2 separate regions of the Homo sapiens genome follow, and region 2 is linked to region 1. A link is a loop called in an ENCODE intact Hi-C map of the cell type or tissue named here. Cell type or tissue: mammary epithelial cell. All regions are shown on one strand. Each heading gives the region's core, and the rest is flanking DNA. Links, peaks and the distances in the headings are about the cores only. Region 1 overlaps SSR1 (signal sequence receptor subunit 1). Region 2 overlaps DSP (desmoplakin).

Evidence for each region. Hi-C counts contacts between places; a loop is a spot of excess contacts. Peaks named below come from ENCODE experiments on the same cell type or tissue, not always from the same donor. Only the 100,000 strongest peaks of a DNase experiment are listed, where the experiment ranks them.
Region 2: it touches region 1 in a loop (4-fold over the local background); 5 of 110 quality-filtered maps call a loop at or near these places.

Annotation. Positions count from the first base shown.
Region 1 is chr6:7,300,203-7,304,202 of GRCh38, forward strand. SSR1 (signal sequence receptor subunit 1) reads right to left here. Exons shown (of 8, transcript NM_003144.5): 3 at 3,348-3,435; 4 at 1,108-1,370. Among named protein-coding and RNA genes, the nearest start is that of SSR1, 11 kb to the right of the region's middle. In mammary epithelial cell, for the core only: no CTCF peak of the experiment used is centred there; no DNase peak of the experiment used is centred there.
Region 2 is chr6:7,558,213-7,564,560 of GRCh38, forward strand. It overlaps DSP (desmoplakin), which reads left to right. Exons shown (of 24, transcript NM_004415.4): 3 at 1-52; 4 at 1,014-1,188; 5 at 4,440-4,568; 6 at 5,524-5,574. Among named protein-coding and RNA genes, the nearest start is that of DSP-AS1, 18 kb to the left of the region's middle. RefSeq lists an enhancer at 2,715-4,290. In mammary epithelial cell, for the core only: no CTCF peak of the experiment used is centred there; DNase peaks (open chromatin) are centred at 1,629 and 3,409; H3K27ac peaks cover 3,499 bases.

The DNA.
Region 1 (4,000 bases), core at 1-4,000:
CACTAGAAATTTAACTCAGACACAAGGTAAACATGTTAACACCAGGGTAATGAAAAGGTTGAATTAGCTTCCAAGAGAAAATAAAATTTCCTCGTCTGAAAACTTTTTGACAGAGGAATGGTTTAGATGTGCTCTCATTTAGAGGACCTATTTCTACTAGGGTTCTCTCATTCAGTCATTGATGACTGATATATAGTATACATTATTAAAAATCATAAGGCATCAGAGCTTATATTAGGACATTTGGTTCTCCTAAATCAAAAAGTAAATGATAAACCTTGCTGCTGAAACTACATTGAAAATATATGGTTCTATTTTATCTATGAGTACATAAAATGATGGGAAAACAATTATAGACAGTCTTTAAATTTACAAACAGAAGTAGTAAAATGGGCAAAATGCAAGCAACAAAAGGAGGTACAAAACAAATTATTTGACAGATCTTTTATTCTTTTTTTGAGATGGAGTCTCACTCTGTGGCCCAGGCTGGAGTACAATGGTGCGATCTCAGCTCACTGCAACCTCCGCCTCCCAGGTTCAAGTGATTCTCCTGCCTCAGCCTCCCGAGTAGCTGGGATTACAGGCGACTGCCACCATGCCCAGCTAATTTTTGTATTTTTAGTAGAGACAGGGTTTCACCAGGTTGGCCAGGCTGGTCTCGAACTCCCGACCTCAGGTGATCCACCCACCTCAGCTTCCCAAAGTGCTGAGATTACAGGTGTGAGCCACTGTACCCAGCAACAGATCTTAACATCTGAATAAGCTGTAGACTCCATTGTGTGTCTTACTGCTCCTTTTCCCATTAAGATCCGGCTCATAGCTTTACTTACATCTCCATTTTCACTTCCACTCCCACACAATAGCACCTTATTCCCCTTATCTCTAGTATGCATCACTTATCAGCATGTTCTAGTGCCTGTTTTCATATGCCTCCCCCACTGGATTAGACTTGAAGAAGAAACGTGCAATTTATCTTTGCTTCCCTGGTGGCTATCACAGGTTCAACCACAAAACAGGCAACTGAATGAACAGATATATTCTATTAAACAACGTCACCGCCCCCATCCATCTCTAACTTAAACAAAAAGAAGGTTTAGAGGATCTTACGTTCAAATCTTTGTAGTTCAGATTGATGACCAAACCAAATGGTCGTCCGCCCATGGGCTCTGCAGGAATGAAAGAGTACTCAAAAGTTGCCTGTCTCTGGGGTGGCACTACAGTGTTCAGAGGAAGAGCTGTGAAATTCTGGATATAAAACTGGTAGTCCTGAGGATAACGGAATGAGGCATCTAAGGATTCAACAATAAAATCTTCTGTACCCTTGTTGGTAAAGCCTACCAGGAACTTCACAATGTTATTTGCTGGAAAATCTGAGAAACAAAATAGAGACAAAAAAATTAGAACACATGGAAAGAGCACAAAATATTTAAAAAGGCATTACTAATGGATTCTGGCACCCTTTCCTGTGGACTTTGGTGTCAGAATCCCTTCCAATAGAGCACTCCAGTCACCTACTAACGAGAAATTGGTTCAAGTTGCTGTATAGGCTGAAACCCTTTTGTCTGTACGCTAGCACTCCCACATAAGCATTCAATAAGCGTCTCAATTTCAGACCAGATCACATCCAAATCATGTGGTAAAAAAGAGTTGCGTATTTTTGGCAGTGAAATAATCAAGCAGCAGGGTTACGTGTGTTGGTGAAGTCACCTTCACCTCCAGCTTAGTGTTATCTGTGCAGGTAAATAGAAGAATGAAGAAAAGATAAAGTCCAAGAGTTTCATCTGAAAACTAGCATCTGTTAGAACGTAAAAATTAATCAGGCAATCCCAATCCACGTTAAGCAATTAATCAAAATGCAAATTTGAAGGTTAAGACCCAAGGATGTAGCTACAAAAATGGAAGAAAAAAAGCATAATAAAATTATACTTCCTACAGGCATAAAGTTCAAAAGCACATGAGAATAAAACAGAAAATGTAAGAAGACCAAGAAAATTCATAACTTTCAATATTAAGTCTTCAATAATTATACAGTAGTCTACAAAGCTGAGTTTCACTGAGTACAGCACAGGCTATGGGGCCAACAGATCTAGGTCTGGATCCTGTGTTCTCCAATCTATTTATGAACTGGGAGCCCTGACCAGTTTCTTCTCCAAACTTCAGTTCGACAATGACTACGCTCAGTGGGTTTGTCAGAACTAAATAATACATGCCAAGTATTGAGAATATAGCCCTCAATAAATTATCAGCCATAATTATTTTCTTTTAATAAAACCTAGGCACTGGCCGGGTGTGGTGGCTCACACCTGTAATCCCAGTACTTCAGGAGGCAGAGGCGGGCGGATCATGAGGTGGAGATTGAGACCATCCTGGCCAACATGGTGAAACCCCATCCCTACTAAAAATACAAAAATTAGCTGGGCGTGATGGAGCGTGCCTGTAGTCTTGGCTACTCAGGAGGCTGAGTCAGGAGAATCACTTGAACCTGGGAGGCAGAGGTTGCAGTGAGCCGAGATCACACCACTGCACTGCAGCCTGGCAACAGAGCAAGACTCCATCTCAAAAAACAAACAAACAAAAAATCCTAGGCTCTAACCTAGACCATATTGGAAAAATTAAGTATCTCATTAATGGTTAACACTCAAAATGTGACAAAGGGCCAGACGCGGTGGCTCATGCCTGTAATTCCAGCACTTTGGAAGACCGAGACGGACAGATCACGAGGTCAGGAGTTCGAGACCAGCCCGACCAACATGGTGAAACCCTGTCTATTAAAAATACAAAAAATTAGCCAGGCGTGGTGGCACGTGCCTGTAATCCCAGCCACTAGGGAGGCTGAGGCAGGAGAATCGCTTGAAACCGGGAGGCCTCGGAGGTTGCAGTGAGCCGAGATCATACCACTGCACTCCAGCCTGGGTGACAGAGCGAGACTACATCTTAAAAAAAAAAAAAAAAAAAAAAAAAAGACAAAGTTACTTTGCTGTGGCAGTTTAAAGAAGTTTTAAAACATCATCTTTCTCAGGAGGCTGAGGCAGGAAAATCGATTAAACCTGGGAGGTGAAGGTTGCAGTGAGTCGAGAGGGGGCCACTGCTCTCCAGCCTGGGTGACAGAGCCAGACCCTGTCTCAAAAACAAAATCTTTGAAAAGGACAGTCAATTTCTAGTTAAACTAGGTAGTATTTATTTTATTTTTTCCCCTTGGTTTATTTTTTATTGTGTCTATATCACCTACGTATTCCCTTTAAATGCCAACAATATTACTTTACAGATATGGGTATTCAGATATATATGAACAAGCTCATCGTTTTAAAATGCCTACATCTGAATTAAAACTAATACTTCTGTATTACCTTCTCCTTTTACAAACAGTATAGTTGTATCTGCACTCGGTGAAGCTTCAGGTTCACCAGACACATCTTCTTCCTCTTTATCTTCTACCTAAGAAAAAGAACAATTAAGAGGAGATTACTATGGGAGAAAAAAAAATCATTATTTAAAAATAAAGATTTGGCCGGGCACGGTGGCTCACACTTATAATCTCAGCACTTGGCCGAGGCAGGCAGATCACCTGAAGTCAGGAGCTCGAGACCAGCCTGGCCAACATGGCGAAACCCCGTTCTCTACTAAAAATACAAAAATTAGCCAGGTGTGGTGGCACATGCCTGTAATCCCAGCTACTCGGAAGGCTAAGGCAGGAGAATCGCTTGAATCCGGGAGGTAGAGGTTGTATGAGCTGAGAATGCCCCAATGCAAGACTCCGACTCAAAAAAAAGAAATAAAGACTTCACTTTATGTTAGGAAGAAATATTGCTTCTCTACAGCTTTGCTGGGATTAGCAATAAGAATTTCATCATACCTCATTAATTAAAACAGAACTTTTGGAGCAGTGCCTCTTGAACAGTAATGTGCCTACCAATTCTTTGGGGATGTTGCAGATCTAATTCAGGTCTAGGGCAAAGCCTATCATTCTCTTTCTAACAAGCACCCAGAAAATGCCAAAGCT
Region 2 (6,348 bases), core at 1-4,000, 260 kb after region 1:
TGATCAGAGAGATGCGGCAGATGGGCCAGCCCTGTGATGCTTACCAGAAAAGGTATTGTCCACAGAGCATGGATCGGGCAGTCCCCATGAAAAAGAACACCACATAACCAGTTACACTCAATTCCATGACCCAGGGCTTCCTTTGAAGGCAGCACAAATGTTCCCAAGGAAAGGTTTGCTTACTTGGTATTTTGCAACTTTATTATGTATCTCTAATACAAAGTGACCATTTCATTATAGGTGTTAACTGTACCTCCCTTTAGAGGACAGAAAGCCCTTTGGCATGGCATTTGACTTTTTTTTTTTTTTTTTTTTTTTTTGAGACAGGGTCTCGCTCTGTCACCCAGGCTGGAGTGCAGTGGCACAAATGTGGCTCGCCGCAGCCTCAACCTCCTGGGCTCAAGCAATCCTCCCACTTCAGCCTATCAAGTAGTTGGGCTATCGGCATGTGCCATACCTAGCAAATTAAAAAAAAATTTTTTGTGGAGACAGGGTTTTGCCATGTTGCTTAGGCTGATCTCGAAGTCCTAGGCTCAAGCAATCCTCCGTCTTGTGCTTCCCAAAGTGCTGGGATTACAGGTGTGAATCACTTAAGGGTCTAATATCAAGTCAAGCTTAGTTTAATAAATATAAAAATGAGACCCTTAGAGTTGGAAACAAAGACTATAAGGCAGAAAAATGTAGTCTGAATTTGTTCTACTACTACCTGGGGCCCAGGGTACTAGGAAAACTCCCAGGACAAAACGCAAGAGAAAATGAAAGTTGCTCCCAGGTTAGGCAAAGGCAGTGACGCTTTCTATGCTGTTACGCACTTTGAACCTCTTCCTAAGATTTAATTTTTTGTATGTGATTAAGACTTAAGTCCTGGGGTAAAGAAAAAAAAATCTTCAAATACCATAAAACATTTGTAGCTTCTCTATTGACACAAAAGACTCAGAAAAGGGGAAATTTGCCCAGAACGGGTTTTCATAGGCTGTTTTCCTGCAGTGGTTTAAAGGTTTTTTTCTTTGCAGGCTTCTTCAGCTCCAAGAGCAAATGCGAGCCCTTTATAAAGCCATCAGTGTCCCTCGAGTCCGCAGGGCCAGCTCCAAGGGTGGTGGAGGCTACACTTGTCAGAGTGGCTCTGGCTGGGATGAGTTCACCAAACATGTCACCAGTGAATGTTTGGGGTGGATGAGGCAGCAAAGGGTAAGCAGCTTCTTGAACAGCCCAAACCTGTGCAGGCCAGACGTTCCAGCACGATGGGGTCAGCCCATGTGTTTGTGTGACAAAGAGTCTTCTAGACCTCAGGTGGCGGCAGCAGCTTGCTGTTTGCAGGATTTTCCTCCTATACAATTTGAAAAGTGGTCTTCTATTTTGGAATGAATGAGATTTCAGTGTGGCTTGGGGAATCAGCCTCATTGCTTTATAGTCATCCTTTATCACACAGGTCATATTTAACATGTGTAATTTAGTTAGTAGACTTTGAATATCCAGTTCTTATATTGACCACCGGAAAGATCTGTTGTGGGAGTTTATGTGCTAAATAACTTCATTGTTCTATGTGAGTGGCAACTGACCTCATCTGTTTTACTCATAGGTACTTGAAAAAAAGCCCATTGTGGCAGTTCATTTAAAATGGTCATAGATTGGAGGAGCTGGAAACAGTGAAACTAGCCATTCTGGTTTAGGCTCATTGGTTGCTTACCTTAGACTTTTGAAGTCTCAGTTGTCTCATTGTGCAACCATCACGTCACCAGTGTGGGAGTGAAGCAAAATAATGTTGGAAGGATATGCTGATCCTTTCCCTAGAACTGGAGTTTCTGCAAAGTATTTTTCAAGACTAATGATTGTTGTGTTGTTTCATGTAGTCATTATGTCCTATAATGAACAGGTGGTGGTAGAAATATGCCACAATCATGTAGATGGGAATTTTATAATGAAAACCTACTCCTAACCCTTCCCTTGAGAATGTGGATGTGTTAGAGTGATAAGTTGTGGAGAGATTGTTATGCAATTTAGATGTGGTTGTAAGAAAGCTTGGTTTGATTAGTTGTTAGACTAATTCAGCAGTGGTTCTAAAATTTCTCAACTCCTTTAAAATTTTTGTGTATTCTTTCCTAAGTAGTGAGGACTTCAGTGACTAAACATTTATTCATTCATTCAGTTACCTTTTTCTCCCATTTATTATAAAGAATATAAGCTATTACAGAAGGTAAGGCTTAGAAAGAACAAAAGTCAGTTAAAATATCAGAAACCTAAATACAAATCTATTTGTATGTTTTTCAAATTTCCTTCTAATCTTCGAGCACATTTCTTGAGGATTTTATATGTAGTGCCACCCAAGGGTACAAAGATTATGGTCCCTAGTCCTGAAAATGAATGTTATCGAAGAAAACAAGATGCATACGCTCAAATGCCAAATTTCTGTCTAGATCAGCTATAATACATTCTTGCTTAGTTAGAGGGGAGGGTGGCCAGCTCCTGTGGAGTGGAACAGTCACAGGAAGACATAGCGGAGCTGATGGGGCTTAACTACATCTTAAGGATCCACAATGATGGGCAAAACAGCCTTCCAATCAAATTAGTTTGAAATGTCATATCTCCTAAAGTTTTCTTAGTATGACAGTTATAAAAAAAGACAGCCTGTAATTTGTCATTTTTTTGTATTTATGTTGGGTGTAGCTTAAGAATGTAGTAAATGCTCAATGTCTTTAAATTTTGGAAAAGTATTACCACATGAATTCAGTTTTATGTCATTTTCTTTTTTTTTTTTTTGAGAGGGAGTCTCACTCTGTTGCCCAGGCAGGAGTGCAGTGGCATGATCTCGTCTCACTGCAACCTCTATCTCCCGGGTTCAAGCAATTCTCCTGCTTCAGCCTGCCGAGTATCTGGGACTACAGGCGTGTGCCACCATGGCAAGCTGATTTTTTGCATTTTTAGTAGAGACGGGGGTTTTGCCATATTGGTCAGGCTGATCTCGAACTCCTGACCTTGTGATCCGCCCGCCTTGGCCTCCCAAAGTATTGGGTTTACAGGTGTGAGCCACCACGCCCAGCCAGTTTTATGTCGTTTTCTAACAGAAGCAATTGATAAGCGATGCTTTCCGGGTTAGGCACGCAGCCCTCATGGTTGCAAACAAACTAAAAGCTGTTTGATTGCTTACTGCAGGTTCGCTCTGGGATTTGCTGTGGCTCCTTTCCTCTTATCGCTTGTTCCCCTGCATGCTTTACCTCATTCCCAGGAGACTGAGCTGCAGGGCCCAGCTGATAAGGGAACTGTTGCCCCAGCAGCCAGTCAGGAGGCAGGCACTCCTGAGCCAGGTTTTTGTTTTGTTTTCCCGATTTGTGTTTGCCGATGGACAGGTCAGATACGATACACCTGGCTGGTAATGAGACGCCTGAGCTGGAGCCTGGTCACGTTGCTAATGTCCCACTGCACGCACCTGGCTGTCTCTGGTTTAAAGCCGAGACAGCTGTGGGAGAGAAGGGTCAAAGTCCCGGGTAACCTTCTGTTGTCTGACTCTGAAATGGCTCCCCTTTCTGAAGCCTTGCCAAGTGTATTAGAACATGGATGTGGCTTAGAACAATGTGTTTTATGTTCTTGCTGCAATCCCAGATTGGAATGTTTGCCCTTGGCATGTCCAAGAGATGACACAGGTGATTTGGAAATTTACATGTACTCATGCAAAAGAAGGGTGAGATAATGGACTTGCCCCAGTGTGGAACTGGCGGAACAGTGTGTGTGATTCTTATTGTGAAACATTCTTAAATTTGAGGCTCAAATAATAAATTTAGTCAGATTTAATTTTTTAAAAAAGGTAACTTAAGTCCACAATCCTAATATTGCCAACACTCATGGAAATTGAATCCTTGAGTAGATATAGTGACTTCCCTTTGAAGTGGCCCATAGGGAGTTTTGCATCCTAAAAGGGAATGGTATATCCTGGATTTTAAAAAGCCAATAATTACATCCATCAAGACAATATAAAGAAATAAACAATGAAAGATGCTTTTAGGTTGACTATTTAGTTTGGGGAACAGTGTATGATTGCATTTATTTAATGATTTTTTTATGCACATTTAAGAATGATTAAATGAGTATTTTATAACATATCATACATATATATGCACACATATGTTCTGTGCACATGCTTGCTTGCCTGTGCACAGGTAGATTTGGTTTTTTTTTTTTTTCAGAAGACATGATCTTGGTTTTCAGGTTCCCATTTCTAAATTTCCTTCTCTGCCCATCTTGAGCTGGGGTCAAGCAAGTTGAGGGAAGTATTTGGCAACCCTGCATTAGCCATTTGGGAACCTTTAAAAAATATTCTGGCTTCAAAAATACTCCATATTTACATCTTTGGTTCTATCTGAAGTAAAGCCGTGATGGTGTGCGTAAGTGAAACAGGTGCAAAGGGGCAACAACAAAGGGCGCCTCTCTTTGTCTTTGTGTCGCAGGCGGAGATGGACATGGTGGCCTGGGGTGTGGACCTGGCCTCAGTGGAGCAGCACATTAACAGCCACCGGGGCATCCACAACTCCATCGGCGACTATCGCTGGCAGCTGGACAAAATCAAAGCCGACCTGGTACTTGTCTGTGTTTCATTTTAGAGTCTTCAAAATATCTACCGAAGGATCGTGTAATTACTCAATCCCAGGGAGTTTCTTCTGAAACATTGCTATTATTTCTTTCCCAGAAGACTGGAAATGTTTAGAAATCCCACTTCTTAAATGGGGAAGTGGAATCAGTAGCCCTATTAGAGATTATGTTAACACTTGAAGAGGAGTTAAACCAGAGGCTGAGGTTGTGCAAACACTCATTTGCAGTTTGTGAATAAGTCTCTTTAGGGGTGGCAGTTTGTTTCTGCGGTAAGCAGAACATCTTTTTGAATAGGGGAAATGCAACAGTCTTATACAGTAGTTTGTGTCATTGGTGAATCCTTTCCTAGGTGGTAATTAAAACATTATTTCTACTGAGCAAAGCCATATGTCATCCCGACACCCGCTCCCATGCTGAAAAAAGTCAGACTTGAAACTGGGTTGAGAATTACAGCATAAAATCATAACTGATCTTAAGTGCTTAGTTTCCCGCAGGTCTCTACACTTGTAAATCACTAAACTTTTTTTTTTTTTTTTTACCTGAGACCATAGCTTCTCATCCTCATTTCTTCTTCTGGCTTTTTGGGGCTTACTTTTGTCCACCTGAGCCCCTGACCAACTTTCTCCTTCATTTCTCTAAGACCTAGGGAATCCTAAATGATGTCTTTAAACTTTAAGACAATTTTCTAACACGTGAGTCTTTAAGTGACCCTGATCTGGGCTTTCCTTTGTGGAGACGGTGCTGCCAGGCCAGCAAGGGTTTGCTTTCCAACCGCCTAGGAAAAAGTCCCCATGGGTGAAATATCTCATAGAGCTAGTAATTCTTTCTTTCTATGGAGGGATCTGAGGCCAGTATCTGAAGAAAAGGAGGCTTAGAAGGGCCACTCTTTTCTATACAATCCACAAGGGGATTTATATCTACCTGCTTTTTGTTGTCTTCTAGCGCGAGAAATCTGCGATCTACCAGTTGGAGGAGGAGTATGAAAACCTGCTGGTAAGCTGATTTATTTCTCAAGTGCATCGACTTTCTGTTGTTTCCAATTCAATTCAGTTCAAGAAATATCAAGCACATCCTGGCGGGGAGGCACCTGTTCATCGATGCTAATGTTGTTGCTGCTGCTGAGTTTCCTTTAGAAGTGAATTTTAAAAGTTGTTTTCTTTTCTTTTTTTCTTTTAAGTAGAGACAGGGTTTCACCATGTTCACCATGTTAACCAGGGTGGTCTCAAACTCCTGACCTCAAGTGATCCGCCCGCCTTGGCCTTCCAAAGTGCTGGGATTACAGGCGTGAGCCACTGCGCCCGGCCTAAAAGTTGTTTTCAGAAGTCAGTCCCTACTGCTGTTCTGTTTTCAAGTTGTGTCACATAAATGGCACTTGTTAAGTACTTGCAGTTGAAGCAAGAAAACGTTGCCACTTGTGAATTGTGGTCTTTTTTACGAAGTGTAAGCAAAAATAAAAGTTATTTTTCTCAAGATAGAGGTCTACCAGATCGTCATCACAATTTTATGACACTCAGTCATATCAGTTACTTGATTCATAAGAGGAGAGATTTCCATTCTTTTGCCTATTTGTGTCATCATATCTTTACTTTTTAATGTTTCCTTGTTGGCAATGATACTTTTTAAATAATGTCACTCGTGGTGACACAGTGATTTTCCTATTGGGCTGGGGTGTGACTTATGGCACTTTGAATTTTTGGGGAGAAGGTAGGAAAAGCTTGATTTCTCTAACAGTCCATTTTCCCCCTTATAGTCCAAAACTAATTATTG